3 separate regions of the Homo sapiens genome follow, and all the other regions are linked to region 1. A link is a contact called in ENCODE Hi-C or POLR2A ChIA-PET data. All regions are on one chromosome and are shown on one strand. The core of a region is the stretch at or near the end of the contact, and the rest is flanking DNA. Distances in the headings are between cores, read along the strand shown.

Evidence for each region. Hi-C counts contacts between places; a loop is a spot of excess contacts on that map. ChIA-PET counts read pairs that join two places held with the same protein, here RNA polymerase II (POLR2A). Pooled maps may share reads with other maps.
Region 2: a pooled map shows a loop between it and region 1 (7-fold over the local background). The contact joins the enhancer-like site here to the promoter of JAK3 in region 1. A Hi-C loop is called at or near these places in 6 of 50 pooled maps. POLR2A ChIA-PET finds 5 or more read pairs at or near these places in 3 of 52 experiments (HCT116, activated B cell and activated naive CD4-positive, alpha-beta T cell).
Region 3: a pooled map shows a loop between it and region 1 (4-fold over the local background). The contact joins the promoter of LSM4 here to the promoter of JAK3 in region 1. A Hi-C loop is called at or near these places in 7 of 50 pooled maps. POLR2A ChIA-PET finds 5 or more read pairs at or near these places in 2 of 52 experiments (HEK293T and activated naive CD4-positive, alpha-beta T cell).

Annotation. Positions count from the first base shown.
Region 1 is chr19:17,845,068-17,849,395 of GRCh38, forward strand. JAK3 (Janus kinase 3) reads right to left here and starts at 2,915. Exons shown (of 24, transcript NM_000215.4): 1 at 2,879-2,915.
Region 2 is chr19:18,302,069-18,306,394 of GRCh38, forward strand. It overlaps LSM4 (LSM4 homolog, U6 small nuclear RNA and mRNA degradation associated), which reads right to left. Exons shown (of 5, transcript NM_012321.5): 5 at 4,168-4,326. Among named protein-coding and RNA genes, the nearest start is that of LSM4, 19 kb to the right of the region's middle. RefSeq lists enhancers at 2,631-3,010, 2,901-3,406. Within about 2 kb of position 2,588, at least 37 of the 41 ENCODE cell types and tissues checked have a DNase peak (open chromatin) inside an H3K27ac peak, as active enhancers do; they include HCT116, where a contact is called at or near this core.
Region 3 is chr19:18,320,883-18,324,937 of GRCh38, forward strand. It overlaps LSM4 (LSM4 homolog, U6 small nuclear RNA and mRNA degradation associated), which reads right to left and starts at 2,194. Exons shown (of 5, transcript NM_012321.5): 1 at 2,136-2,194. The coding sequence starts at 2,138. LOC105372300 (a long non-coding RNA gene) reads left to right here. Exons shown (of 2, transcript XR_007067157.1): 2 at 852-1,115. RefSeq lists a silencer at 2,075-2,254 and enhancers at 2,315-2,534, 2,733-3,335.

The DNA.
Region 1 (4,328 bases), core at 1,665-4,164:
CAAAAACCTAAGTTCCAGCAGGGCGCAGTGGCTCATGTCTGTAATCCCATCATTTCCGGAGGCCAAGAAGGAAGGATAGCTTGAGACCAGGAGTTTGTTTTATGTTTTTTGCTTTTTTGAGACAGAGTCTCGCGCTGTCACCCAGGCTGGAGTGCAGTGGCGCAATCTCAGCTCACTGCAACCTCCGCCTCCCAAGTTCAAGAGATTCTCGTGCCTCAGCCACCCCAGTAGCTGGGATTACAGGTGGGCACCACCACGCCCAGCTAATTTTCTTGTATTTTTAGTAGAGATGGGGTTTCACTGATCTCAAACTCCTGGCCTCAAGTGATCAGCCTGCCTCAGCCTCCCAAAATGCTGGATTACATGTGTGAGCCACCGCGCCTGGCCGAGACCAGGAGTTTGAAACCAGACTGGGCAATATAGTGAGACCTCCTCTCAAAAAGAAAAAAAAGCCTTGTAATCCCAGCACTTTGACAGGCCGAGGCAGGTGGATCACTTGAGGCTAGGATTTTGAGACCTCATCTCTAAAAAATTAGCAGGGCATGGTGGCACACCCCCATAGTCCTAGCTACTTGGGAGGCTGAGACAGGAGGATGCCTTCAGCTCTGCAAGTTGAGGCTGCATTGAGCTATGATCACACCACTGCACTCCAGCCTGGGCGACAGAGCAAGACCTTATCTCTAGAAAAAAAACACAATACAAAAACTATGATCCAAAATAATGCCCTGTGGCTGGGGTGGGGCGGCATTAATGAGGGTTTTTTTGTTTTTGTTTTGAGACAGAGTCTAGCTCTGTCATCCAGGCTGGAGTGCAGTGGCACAATCTCGGCTTACTCTGCATCCTGGGTTCAAGTGATTCTCCTGCCTCAGCCTCCCAAGTAGCTGGGATTACAGGGGCACGCCACCATGCCCGGCTAATTTTTGTATTTTTGGTAGAGACGGGGTTTCACCATGTTGGCGAGGCTGGTCTGGAACTCCTGACCTCGAGTGATCCTCCTGCCTCGGACTCCCAAAGTGCTGGGATTACCGGCGTGAGAAACTGCGCCTGGCCTAATGAGGTTTAAGACAATCAGAGGACTAGGACCCCTAGGACTCAGCTTTCGCAGCTGTGAAATGGGCTGACTCCCCAGCATCCTCATTGAGGTGGTCTGCTGAGCGCAATCCAGGCCTAAAGTGTCAACTCAATTAATGTGCATTAATTTGTATATTTCTTGATGATGTGCCGGTAAGCGATCAACAAACGCCTGTTAAACCAAACAGGAAGGGCAATTGGCACAGCGGTGTGGTGGTTACTGTGGGAAGGGAAGTCTTGTGGGGGAAAGAACCTTACCAAAGGGACACTTTGATGTCACCGATGCCCAGACCAAGAATGAGCACATTCCTAGTCCCGGGAACCTTGGAGGAGCCCCATCTCTCCCACAGAGAGATTGATGTCTAGTTTTGCCCTTTATAGAAATAAAATCACACACCATAGCCTCTCTATCGTCCCCTCAACATCAGCCAATCAAGTTTTTTGGTTTGTTTGTTTGTTTTTTTGAGACGGAGTCTCGCACTGTCACCCAGGCTGGAGTGCAGTCGCACGATCTTGGCTCACTGTAGCCTCTGCCTCCTGGGTTCAAGCGATTCTCATGCCTCAGCTTCCCAAGTGGCTGGGATTACAGGCGCGCACCACAGCGCCCAGCTAATTTTTGTATTTTTAGTAGAGACGGAGTTTCACCATGTTGGCCAGGCTGGTCTCAAACTCCTGGCCTCAGGTGATTCGCCTGCCTTGGCCTCCCAAAGTGCTGTGATTACACACGTGAGCCACATTGCCCAGCCTTTTTATTTATTTATTTATTTTGTAGGGGGGAGGACGGATTCTTGTTCTGTCTCCCAGGCTGGAGTGCAGTGGCATGATCTCGGCTCACTGCAAACTCCACCTCCCAGGTTCAAGCGATTCTCCTGCCTCAGCCTCCTGAGTAGCTGGAATTACAGGCACCCGCCACCAAACCTGGCTAATTTTTGTGTTTTTAGTAGAGATAGGGTTTCACCATGTTGACCAGGCTGATCTCGAACTCCTGACCTCCAGTGATCCGCTGGCCTCAGCCTCCCAAAGTGTTGGGATTAAAGGCATGAGCCACTGTGCCCAGCCCCAGTCGAGTTTAAAATAAGGCTTCAGTGGCAGTGGCGCCCCACTGCAATCCCAGCTACTCAGGGGGCTGAGGCAGCAGGATAGCTTGAGGCCAGGGGTTAGAGACCTGCCTGAACAACATAGCAAGACTCCCATCTCCAAAACAACAAAAAAATCTTAACAGAATATTATTATTCTGTAATACTGTAACAAAAAAAAATGAAAAGTCAGAGGTGATGTTTGGTCCCAGAAAACGCCATAGTTTTTTTGGTTTTTTAAAAATGTTTGTAGAAATGGAGGTCTGGCTATGTTGCCCAGGCTGGCCTTGAACTCCTGGCCTCAAGCTATCCTCCCGCCTCGGCATCCCCTGTTTATAATCCTCAACGTTCTGCATCCTGGTATGGTCGGGTACCCTGTGTCTGGACCGGGAAGGCCTGGAGGGTAGGGGCTGGGAACTCCGCCCCCCAATCCCTCCTTCCCAATCCCTCCTCCCCACCCCCAACCCCGCAGCCCCCGTCGCGCATGCGCAATGACTCCTCCAGGTCCGCAAGGCAGGCATCTCCCGGCCTTAGTCAAAGCCGAAGCCCAGAGAAGCGAGCGATCGGAGGATGCGAGTCTCGGCTCACGTCTGCCTCGCAGCTTTCCTCCGAGGCCTGGAAGGCGAGCTAGCCTTTGCCCTGGCAGCACCCTGCCCCAGCCCAGCCATCCCCCGCCACCACCATCCTCCCCCAGTGTCTGGGCCGAGCCCTGCGGCATCGCCAGCTCTTACCTAGCGGGCAGGGACCCTGGACTTTCGAAGGGCGGGCAGAGCCGGGAGGCAGCGAGAGGAAAGTCCCACTCGGCTCCTTCCTGTGTGGGCCCCTTGGTTTCCTGAGCCACTGTCATTTACCGAAAGTCAGGGCCCTGCGGGAGCTGGGGGCGGGGAGGCGGGCAAGGAGGGGCAGAAAGTTCCGGAAGCCTCTGCATCAGCCGCCCCGTTCAGACAGGCTGCTGGAGACCCCTAAGCCAAAGGAACTGATGATAGCACAGAGAAGGGTCTGGGTCACACCAGGGGCTCAGCCGACTCTAGACCCACTTGTTAAGTGGGGCTCTGGCCCGGCCCTTATTGCCTCAGTTTACCCATCTGTAGCATGTGTGAGTTGGGCACCCAGTGGAACTAATTTTGCACCCAGGGAAGGAAACCTGGCTGGATTTGCCCAGGAGGGAAGCAGGGAAGTTGCCCCAGAGGAAGGTCAAGTTCTTCTTTGAGGTATTTCTCCCTTAAGACTCAGGGAGACGCTGGGCGCAGTGGCTCACGCCTGTCATCCCAGCACTTTGGGAGACTGAGGCGGGCGATTACTTGAGGTCAGGAGTTTGAGACCAGCCTAGCCAACATGGCGAAACTCCGTCTCTACTAAAAATACAAAAATTAGCCAGGCGTGGTGGCCTGTAATCGCAGCACTTTGGGAGGCTGAGGCGGGCGGATCACTTGAAGTCAGGAGTTTGAGACCAGCCTGGCCAACATGATGAAACCCTGTCTCTACTAAAAACAGGAAAATTAGCCAGGCCTGGTGATGCCTGTAATCCTAGCTACTCAGGAGGCTGAGGTGGGAGGATTGCTTGAATCTAGGAGGCGGATGTTACAGTGAGACGAGATGGCGCCACTGCACTCCAGCCTGGCAACAGAGCGGGACTTCGTTTAAAAAAAAAAGAAAAGACTCAGGGAGAGATAATGACCCATTTCTGCCTGTGGTGCCCTGGGCCCAGCCCTAAAAAACCAGGTGGATCCGGCCTGGCCTCTTGGAACTTGTGATCTGGCGCTGAGACAATGAGCAAATGAAGGAGCCAAATCATCGCAGACAACAAAGAAAGCCAGGGTGTCAGGACAGGCACAGACTGGAACTTGGACCCGAGGCAGGACAGGGAGCTGGCCAGGGAAAGGGTGCTCCAGGAGGAGGGCACAGGATGGGCAAAGACCTTGAGAGGGCAGTGATCTTAGCAGCTTGAAGAGCAGTCAGGAGGCCAGGGGCAGGGGTGAGATGAGGGGGAAGGGGACTGCAGGGCGGTCAACAGGGGCAAGATCGTGGGGGGACAGGGGGATCAGGGTCTTTGGGAGAAGGGTGGGTTTTGCCTGGAGCATAATCTGGAGCCACAGGAGAGTTGGAAGTAGGAGCTGTTATAAATAGAAGAGGCAGAAGGCCCGGGCAGCATCCAAATGCAGAGACTTGGGCCAGTGTTCT
Region 2 (4,326 bases), core at 1,338-3,837, 460 kb after region 1:
AGGATCGTTTGAGCCTAGGAGTTTGAGACCAGCCTGGACAACATGGTGAGACCCCTATCTGTAAAAAAAATAAAAAACAATTATCGGCTGTTGCTTGGATTGTGTGCCTGTCCTGAGCCTTCATTTCTCCATCTGTGAGGACCCTCGGAGGTGCTGGGTTGGAAGTGGCTTTGGAAACCCACGGGGCTGAGCGGCAAGGCTGAGTGGGAGCTCGGGGAATCCTCGCCCTCACTCGAAGTCTCCTTGAGAAGAGGCTGATGCTTGGCCGGGCGAGATGGCTTACGCCTGTAATCCCAGCACTTTGGGAGGCCGAGGCGGGCGGATTGCCCGAGGTCAGGAGTTCGAGACCAGCCTAGCCAACATGGCGAAATCCTGTCTCTACTAAAAAATGCAAAAATTAGCTGGGCGTGGTGGCGGACGCCTGTAATCCCAGCTATTCGGGAGGCTGAGGCAGGAGAATTGCTTGAACCTGAGAGACAGAGGTTTCAGTAAGTGGAGATCGCGCCACTGCCCTCCGGCCAGGGCGACAGAGTGAGACTTTGTCTCAAAAAAAAAAAAAAAAAAAAGAAGTGGCTGATGCCAAGCGTCAGGAACAGATCCCTGCAAGTGCCCACCCCAGCTCCTGTAGGGGCTTCTTTTTTATTTTATTTTATTTTATTTTTTCTTTTGAGACGGAGTCTTGCTCTGTCGCCCAGGCTGGAGTGCAGTGGCGTGATCTCCGATCACTGCAAGCTCCGCCTCCCTGGTTCGCGGCATTCTCCTGCCTCAGCCTCCCAAGTAGCTGGGACCACAGGCGCCCACCCGCCTTGCCTTCCCAAAGTGCTGGGATTACAGGCATGAGCCACCGCGCCCGGCCCTGTAGGGGCTTCTGGCCTGAGCCCTGACCCCCTCTGCCCCTTCCCCACAGAAGTTCAGAGGCTCCGTGCTTGCAGTTCCTCCACCTGTTCCGGCTCTCTCTGTGTGGCCAGCAGCTTCTTGTCCACTCGAGACTTGGTTTGACTGGACCTCCTCTTAAATTTTTAAAAAATTTTTAATTTATTATTAGTAGTATCATTTTTTTGAGACAGACTCTCGTTCTGTCGCCCAGGCTGGAGTGCAGTGGCGCTATCTTGGCTCACTGCAACCTCTGCCTCCTGGGTTTAAGCAATTCTCCTGCCTCAGCCTCCTGAGTAGCTGGGATTACAGGCACCACGTGCCACCACACCTGGCTAATTTTTGTATTCTTAGTAGAAATAAGGTTTCACCTCGTTGGCCAGGCTGGTCTCAAACTCCTGGCCTCAGGTGATCCGCCTGCCTCGACCTCCCAAAGTGTTGGAATTACAGTTGCCGCTGTGAGCCACAGCACCCAGCCGGCCTCCTCTTGCTCTGTGGAAAGGAGGTGCCACCTCGGGGTCCTGCACTTCCTGGGCAAGGCCAGCTGGTCAGCCTAGGCCCTGGCAGCCTCCTCCTCCCTGCCCTGAGGCCCCAGCACTGCCCCCTTCCTGCTTCCACCCCTGCTTCTGACTGTTCCAGAACCCTCTGTGGCTGCTTCTCATGTCACTCAGGGCCCACATCCTCCCCATTTCCTGCCCTTCTGTTTGCTCCTGTGTCCCCTGGGCACAGGGCCTTTGCACGGGACTGTCCTCCTGACCCCTGCTGGTCCAGAATGTTCTTTCCCAAGGTGGCTGGCTCCCTCGTCTCTCAGGCCCTTCCTGAATCTTCAGTGTCCTTCTCTCACCTTCCCTGACCACCTCTTCATTCACCTCCTCACGAGCCCGCCCTGTTTCTGGTTTCTTTTTCTTTTTTTTGAGAGTCTCGATCTGTCGCCCAGGCTGGAGTGCAGTGGCGCGATCTCAGCTCACTGCAACCTCCGCCTCCCAGGTTCAAGCGATTCTCCTGCCTCAGCCTTCTGAGTAGCTGGGATTACAGGTTTGTGCCATCACGTCCGGCTAATTTTTGTATTTTTAATAGAGATGGGGTTTCACCATGATGGCCAGGTTTTGAACTCCTTATCTCAGGTGATCCGCCCACTTCGGCCTCCCAAAGTGCTGGGGTTACAGGCATGAGCCACTGCGCCTGGCCTGGTTTCTTCTTTTTACAGCATTTATGCATTTGATATGCATATGCTTGTGGCTGGCTCACTCCTGTGGAAGGGAAGGATTGCCGGGGCTGTGTCACCAGCACCTGGGACAAGGCAAGTGGCCCTAGTGCCAGGCTCGTGCCAGGCCCTGGGCTCCAAAAGAAGAAGGTGGGGAGGGAGGTGACAGGGACACAGGCCATCTGGGGGTGGCTGTCAGAGTAGTGCTGGGAACAGCAGGTGAAGCCCAGAGGAGGAGAGGAGGAGGAGAGAGAGGAGGGGGATGGGGGATGGGAGTGGGGGATGAGTGGAGGAGGATGGAGGAGGAGGGGAATGGGGAGGAAGATGGGGAGTGAGAGGAGGGGGATGGGGGAGGAGAAGGAGAAGGAGGAGGAGGAGGAGGAGAGAGGGATGGCTTCCCACAGCTGCCTCTCGGGGGCCACTGCCCAAGGCCAGCCTCTGCACTTTTGTCCCTGAAGCGGGTGTTTGGCTCCAGGATGAGGTGGCGTCAGCAGCCGACCCGGGCCTGTCGCACTCTGGCGGGGGACTGTGGGCTGGCCCTGCAGAGCTCAGCCCCCGGCTGAGTCACAGCACAGCGCCAGGCGTGGGCCTCCCTAACAGAAAGCAAACTCCAGGCGAGAAGGTCTGGGGGCGGGTGGGGACCATCTACGATAAAGGCAGCCCCAGTTGGGTGAGGAGGGCACAGACCATCGGAGGGACAGAAAGACCTGGAAGCCTTGGATTTAGGAACTAGACTGGTGCTTTTGGTTTCTTTTCTTGTTGAGGGGGCTGAGGATGAGGCTTTGTGAAACCAACCAGGAAGAATGAAACACAGAGCTGGTCCGACACCCAGCTCGAGGGAGGGGGGCCGGAAGCTTCTGGAAGTTGGCTGCCCCTAAGCAGGGGCCACTCTAGCCCACAAGGCCAAGTTGGCAGAGGCAGACGAGGGGACTCTGCGGCTCAAGTCACGGGCCAGGAGCCCGCAGCTGCCGGGCTGGAAAGGTCAGAGCCGGCTCTGCGTCTGGCTGCGCCGGCAAGAAGCCACAATTACGCAGGCAAAAGAGCCCGGGGATTAGCCCCAGCACCTGGGACCCTGAATGGTGAGAAGGCACCTAGGGGGTGTTGGAACACATTCTGAGTTCAGAGCCTGGTCAGGGAGAAAAAACCAAACGGAGATCAGGAAGGGGAAGGGGCCTTCGAGGGCTTTCCCATCCCAACTTCCCAGGATGCCTGACCCCAGAGCTCCTGGATTTGATCCACGCCTCGTGACACACACAACCCCTGGGAGGAAGGAGCCCAGGCCCCTTGGAGAGCCCCAGAGGCCTCTAAGGGCCGGTGAGTCTAGGACATGGGGCAGGAGCTGCAAATGGGGCCTCCCTGCTCCCCACCCTTCCTTCCCTCCTCCTCTAAACATTGCCCCACCCACCTCGCCCTGTGAGCCCAGCCCCCTGCACGGCCCACACTGTAGGGGCATGGGGTGTGCCAAGAGATGCTCCTGTCGACCAGGCGCAGTGGCTCATGCCTGTAATCCCAGCACTTTGGGAGGCCAAGGCGGGAGGATCACTTGAGATCAGGAGTTCAAGACCAGCCTCGCCAACATGGTGGAACTGTGTCTGTACTAAAAATACAAAAATTAGCCGTCTGTGTTGGTGCACACCTGTAATCCCAGCTACTCAGGAGGCTAAGGCAAGAGAATCGCTTGAACACACGAGGCAGAGGTTGCAGTGAGCCAAGATTGTGCCACTGCACTCCAGCCTGGGCAACAGAGCGAGACTCCGTCTCAAAAAAAAAAAAAAAATGCTCTTGTCCAACAGGCAGGTGGGTGCCGTGGGCCGGTGCATCCCAAGGCTTCCAGGCCCGGGCCCCCAACTGCTGCCCCTGCCTGTGTTGAGGGGGCGGGTTTGTGAGGTTCAGGGCAGGCCACATCCTGGACCCCACATGCCCCATCTCTAACCATCAATCAAGTGCCGCTGTGGCGGAGAGGATTCAGGCGACTGCAGATATCCATCCCTGTCCCCCACCCCACACACAAGGAGAACATCCCAGGCGAGGACATTGTAAATGCAAAATCTATACGATGGCAAGTAACTCTGAAGACTCAAGAAAAAGAGTTCCTCACGGACGGGACCTTTTATTCCAATCACCTCTCAAAATAGGTCTCCGAACGAGGACCCTGAAGAGAAGGCTATGCAGGGGGACGGGCCGCTGCCTGGCTCAGGGCTTCCCTCTGGTTTCTTCACGGTCCACAGATGCTACCCGGAGCCTTTCTC
Region 3 (4,055 bases), core at 944-3,443, 480 kb after region 1:
GAAAATTCAGAAAAGAGAATTCCTTTCTCTGGGCTTTCTTGGAGCATCTGGAATCTGGTTCTCAGGTCTAGATCCACGAGGACCTAAACCCAGTGCCTCCTAATTCAGGAAGCTGTCCAGGACTGCCCATCCCCGCTGCTAACCTAGGCCACTCCTTCTGGCCCTGCCCTGACGACAGGGAACTGGAAGTGTGTATCCTGTGATGGCTTGTCCATTCTCGGCTACTCCTCCAGGAAACAGCTGGACAGCCAGGACTCTGGATGTTCAGAAGGTGGGAAGGGGCTGAATGAATGAGTTCACACTTTGCCCACGCACCGTTCTACATACTGGGAATCTAGTCGGAAGAAAAACGAAGATCCTGCTCCCACAAAACTTAACACAGGGATGGATCCTTCCAGCTCTGCCCAGTCTTACATGCCAACTCTGCCCTCTAAGTACACCGCAGAGAGGGACAGGCTCTCTGAATCCTTGCACTTGAAATCGCCTTTGCAAAAATTGTAGCGGGAAATTATGACAGTGAAAAGAGATCAGACCTAACCGACTCCATTGTGCTTCTAACCTTTACGCCATCTTTGCTTATTCCTAGGTATAGGCCAAACTAACCTTGGGAAGGGATTTAGTTTATAGTTTGACTCTGGAACAAAATTGGTAATAGCCCTTTCCCGAAAAGACCCTCTTCTTGCCTGGGGACCAGTCTGCCTTTGTAGGACTAACAAATAAGCTACAAGATTAGAAATTACCATTTAGGTAACTTCAGCCTCTGGCTGCAAGAGTCTGAAACTCCCCAAATTGCTCCTTGGGATAACATCACTATTATAAAATCTAAGATCAGTGCTTGAGATATTTTGCAGACCCCGTACTTGACGGATCAGCTGACACTACCCAGACCAGTAATCTGGCTCAACCAGTCCTGCGATCCCACCCAGGAACAGAAGACAGCAAGAAAACCTCACTTCAACACTCCCGTCGATGACTCCATCGACCTCAGGAAGCTCCAACCAATCAGCACTCCCCACTTCCTGAGCCCCTACCCGCCAAATTATCTTTCAAAACTCGGATCCCCTAATGCTCAGCGGAGACTGATTTGAGCAATAATAAAACTCTGGTCTCCTGCATAGCTGGCTCTGTGTGAAATACTCTTTCTCCACTGCAATTCCCCTGTCTTGATAAATCTGTCTAGGAAGACAGGCAAGGTGAACCCATTGGGTGGTTACACACTGACCAGCCGGATTTAGGGAGAGTTCTCACTAATCCACAGTTCTGATGCAGCCACCCCTGGGGGACCCTCCTGGTTACTGAATCTCCCACTGTCTCACAGAGTCTGGAAGTCACATCCCCAACAAGGGCCTTGGTTTCTCTCATTGAAAAAAGAAGGACCAGAAGCTGATGGGCCAGGAAACTCCCAGCTCTGAATTCCTTTTCCGATCTGCACAGTGGGGGACACGGGCACTTTCTAGCCCAGATCCAGAACTTCCAGAATCATAAACAATGGGCCCTGCAGAGACCTGGGCCGCAATTTTTCCTTCTTTGTATTGGGAGGATGTACTTTGTCCACCCCTAGCTCAAAACGCCCCCTTCCGCTGGAATGACATGCTATGTGACCCAAGGAGAAACACCACACCCCAGCACCAGGCCTGCTTTTCAGCCAGAAACCAAGAGGCCTAGGAGGCTGTGCTGCTAGCATCTTGCAAGCTCTGAAATTCCTAAAACTAAGTTTCACAACTCAGACTGGCCCCCTACTTCCCAGCACTCTAGTTTTCAATCAGGGAGGTCAGACTGGGCCCGAAGCGTAAGGGACCCCTTCCCTGCCCAAAAACTCTCTGCTGCATTTGGCGGATCCCCACCTTTTTTTTTTTTACTTCAGTTTCCCCACCTGCAAACTGGGAAAACTAACTAAGGCGAGGCCACTGTACTGTGGATACAAGTCCGTGCAACCCTAAATCCCAGACACGAACGTGATAGAGCCACCTGCAGTCTCCGGCCTCAGTTTCCCAGCCTCGTGCCGGGGGGCGGGACTCGAGGCTCGGACCTTACGTTCGCCCCGCGCCAACCAAGCCCACAGCGCCCGCCCGCAGGGATCCCAACGACTGCTGTTCCCGCCTCCCGGTGAGACCCCGCAGTTGCCCTGCCCTCACCATGGTGCCGGCGGGGACCGGGCTCGCCGGCCACTTCCGCCGCCGCCGCTGCACACGCTCCCGGCGGTCGTCGCCGCGCCGCGCGCCACTAAGCTGAAAGAAAGTGGCAGAGACGCAAGCCAGTCAGCACCGGGCTCGAAGGGCGGTCAACCAATCCACGCGGAGTAGGGCGGGGCCCGCTGGGCGAAAGGGCGGGGCGGGCCGTGTTCCCGCCGGAGGAACGAGGACGAGAGCCGTAAAGTGCCGCGGCTTGTAATGCAAAAGGAGGCGGAGCAACGCGCGCCGGCGCGGGGTGCATTGTGAGGAAATGCGTGCGCAGGTGAAACCTTCGTCGGTCTCCTGGGCTCCACGCTGTGGGCAAAGCCAGTTAATGCCTTTCGTTTGCAGTAGAGAGAGAGAAATCGAGGCTTCGTGGTGATTGGGCCGTGCCTGATGTTGCCCTTCCGACTCCTAGTTTTCTGATTCTGTAATTATCCAGGGAACATCATTTAATAGGTTGGAATCCTGACCACGACCCTCGGGGCCTCAGTTTGCTCCCTGTAAATAGTAGTGTCTGCTCCAAAACGTTGCTTACTGTAAGGATGAAATGAATGAAACCATGTAAAAGCACTTAAAACAGCGTCTGGCACATATTAAGTACTTATTACCTACTCTGTGCCTGTTTCTGCTCACAGAATGAACAAAACACAAAATTCGTGGCCCTCAGGGAGACAGACAGTAAACAAAGTAAATAGGCGAATGCTATTAGTTTTCTGGGGCCTGCTGTAACAAATGCCCACACACTGCGAGGTTTAAAACAACAGAACGTGATTTTCTCACAATTCAAGAGATCAGAATAATGAAGTGAGGTTGTCAGCACAGTTGGCTCCCTCTGGAGGCTCTGAGGACAATCTGTGTGTCCTATGCCTCTCTCCTGGGTTCTGGTGGCTGCTGGGAATCCTTGGAGTTCTTGGCTTGTAGATGCAGCCTTCCGCGTTCTGCCTTTGTCGTCACTTGGCCTTCTCTGTGTGTCTCTGAGTCTCAAATGTATCTCTCCTTTTTTTTTTCTTTTTTTTTTTTGTAGTAGAGACAGGGTCTCCCTATGTTGTCCAGGCTGGTCTCGAACTCCTGGGGTCAAGCAATCCTCCCTCCTCTGCCTCCCAAAGTGCTGGGATTACAGGCGTGAGCCACCGAGCCCGGCCGCTCCTTTTTCTTGTAAAGGACACTCCTTTCTCTTATTAAGTCCACCATAAATTTCAGGATAATGTCATCTCAAGATCCTTAATTACATCTGCGAAGACCCTGTTCTTTTTTTTTTGAGATGGAGTCTCATTCTATCACCCAGGCTGCAGTGCAGTGGTGCGATCTCAGCTCACTGCAACCCCTCCCTCCTGGGTTCAAGGGATTCTTCTGCCTCAGCCACCCGAGTGGCTAGGATTACAGGCACATGCCACAATGCCCAGCTAATTTTTGTATTTTTAGCAGAGACGGGGTTTTGCCATGTTGGCCAGGAGGTGGCCTCGAACTCCTGACCTCAGGTGATCCTTCCACCTTGGCCTCCCAAAGTGCTGGGATTACAGGCATGAGTCACCACGCCCAGCCTCGTTTTTAAATGACTGATGCTATTTATTGACATTATTCATAATATCAAAAGACTGAAAAAAACCCAATGCGACCAAATAATAGAGTAATACAGCTATAAAAAGGAATGAAGACAATCTTCATATACTGACATTGAATGGTGTCTGGATATCTTAAGTGAAAAAAACCAAGGTAGAGAACAGTTTTTACAATATGTCCTCTTTTGTGTGCAAAAAGAGAAATACATGCATGTGTATGTGTATATATATTTGCATGTGTGTGTGTATATATATATATATATATATTTTTTTTTTTTAACCACACCAAGCACGTGAACCAAATTTGCTTATATTTTTAATA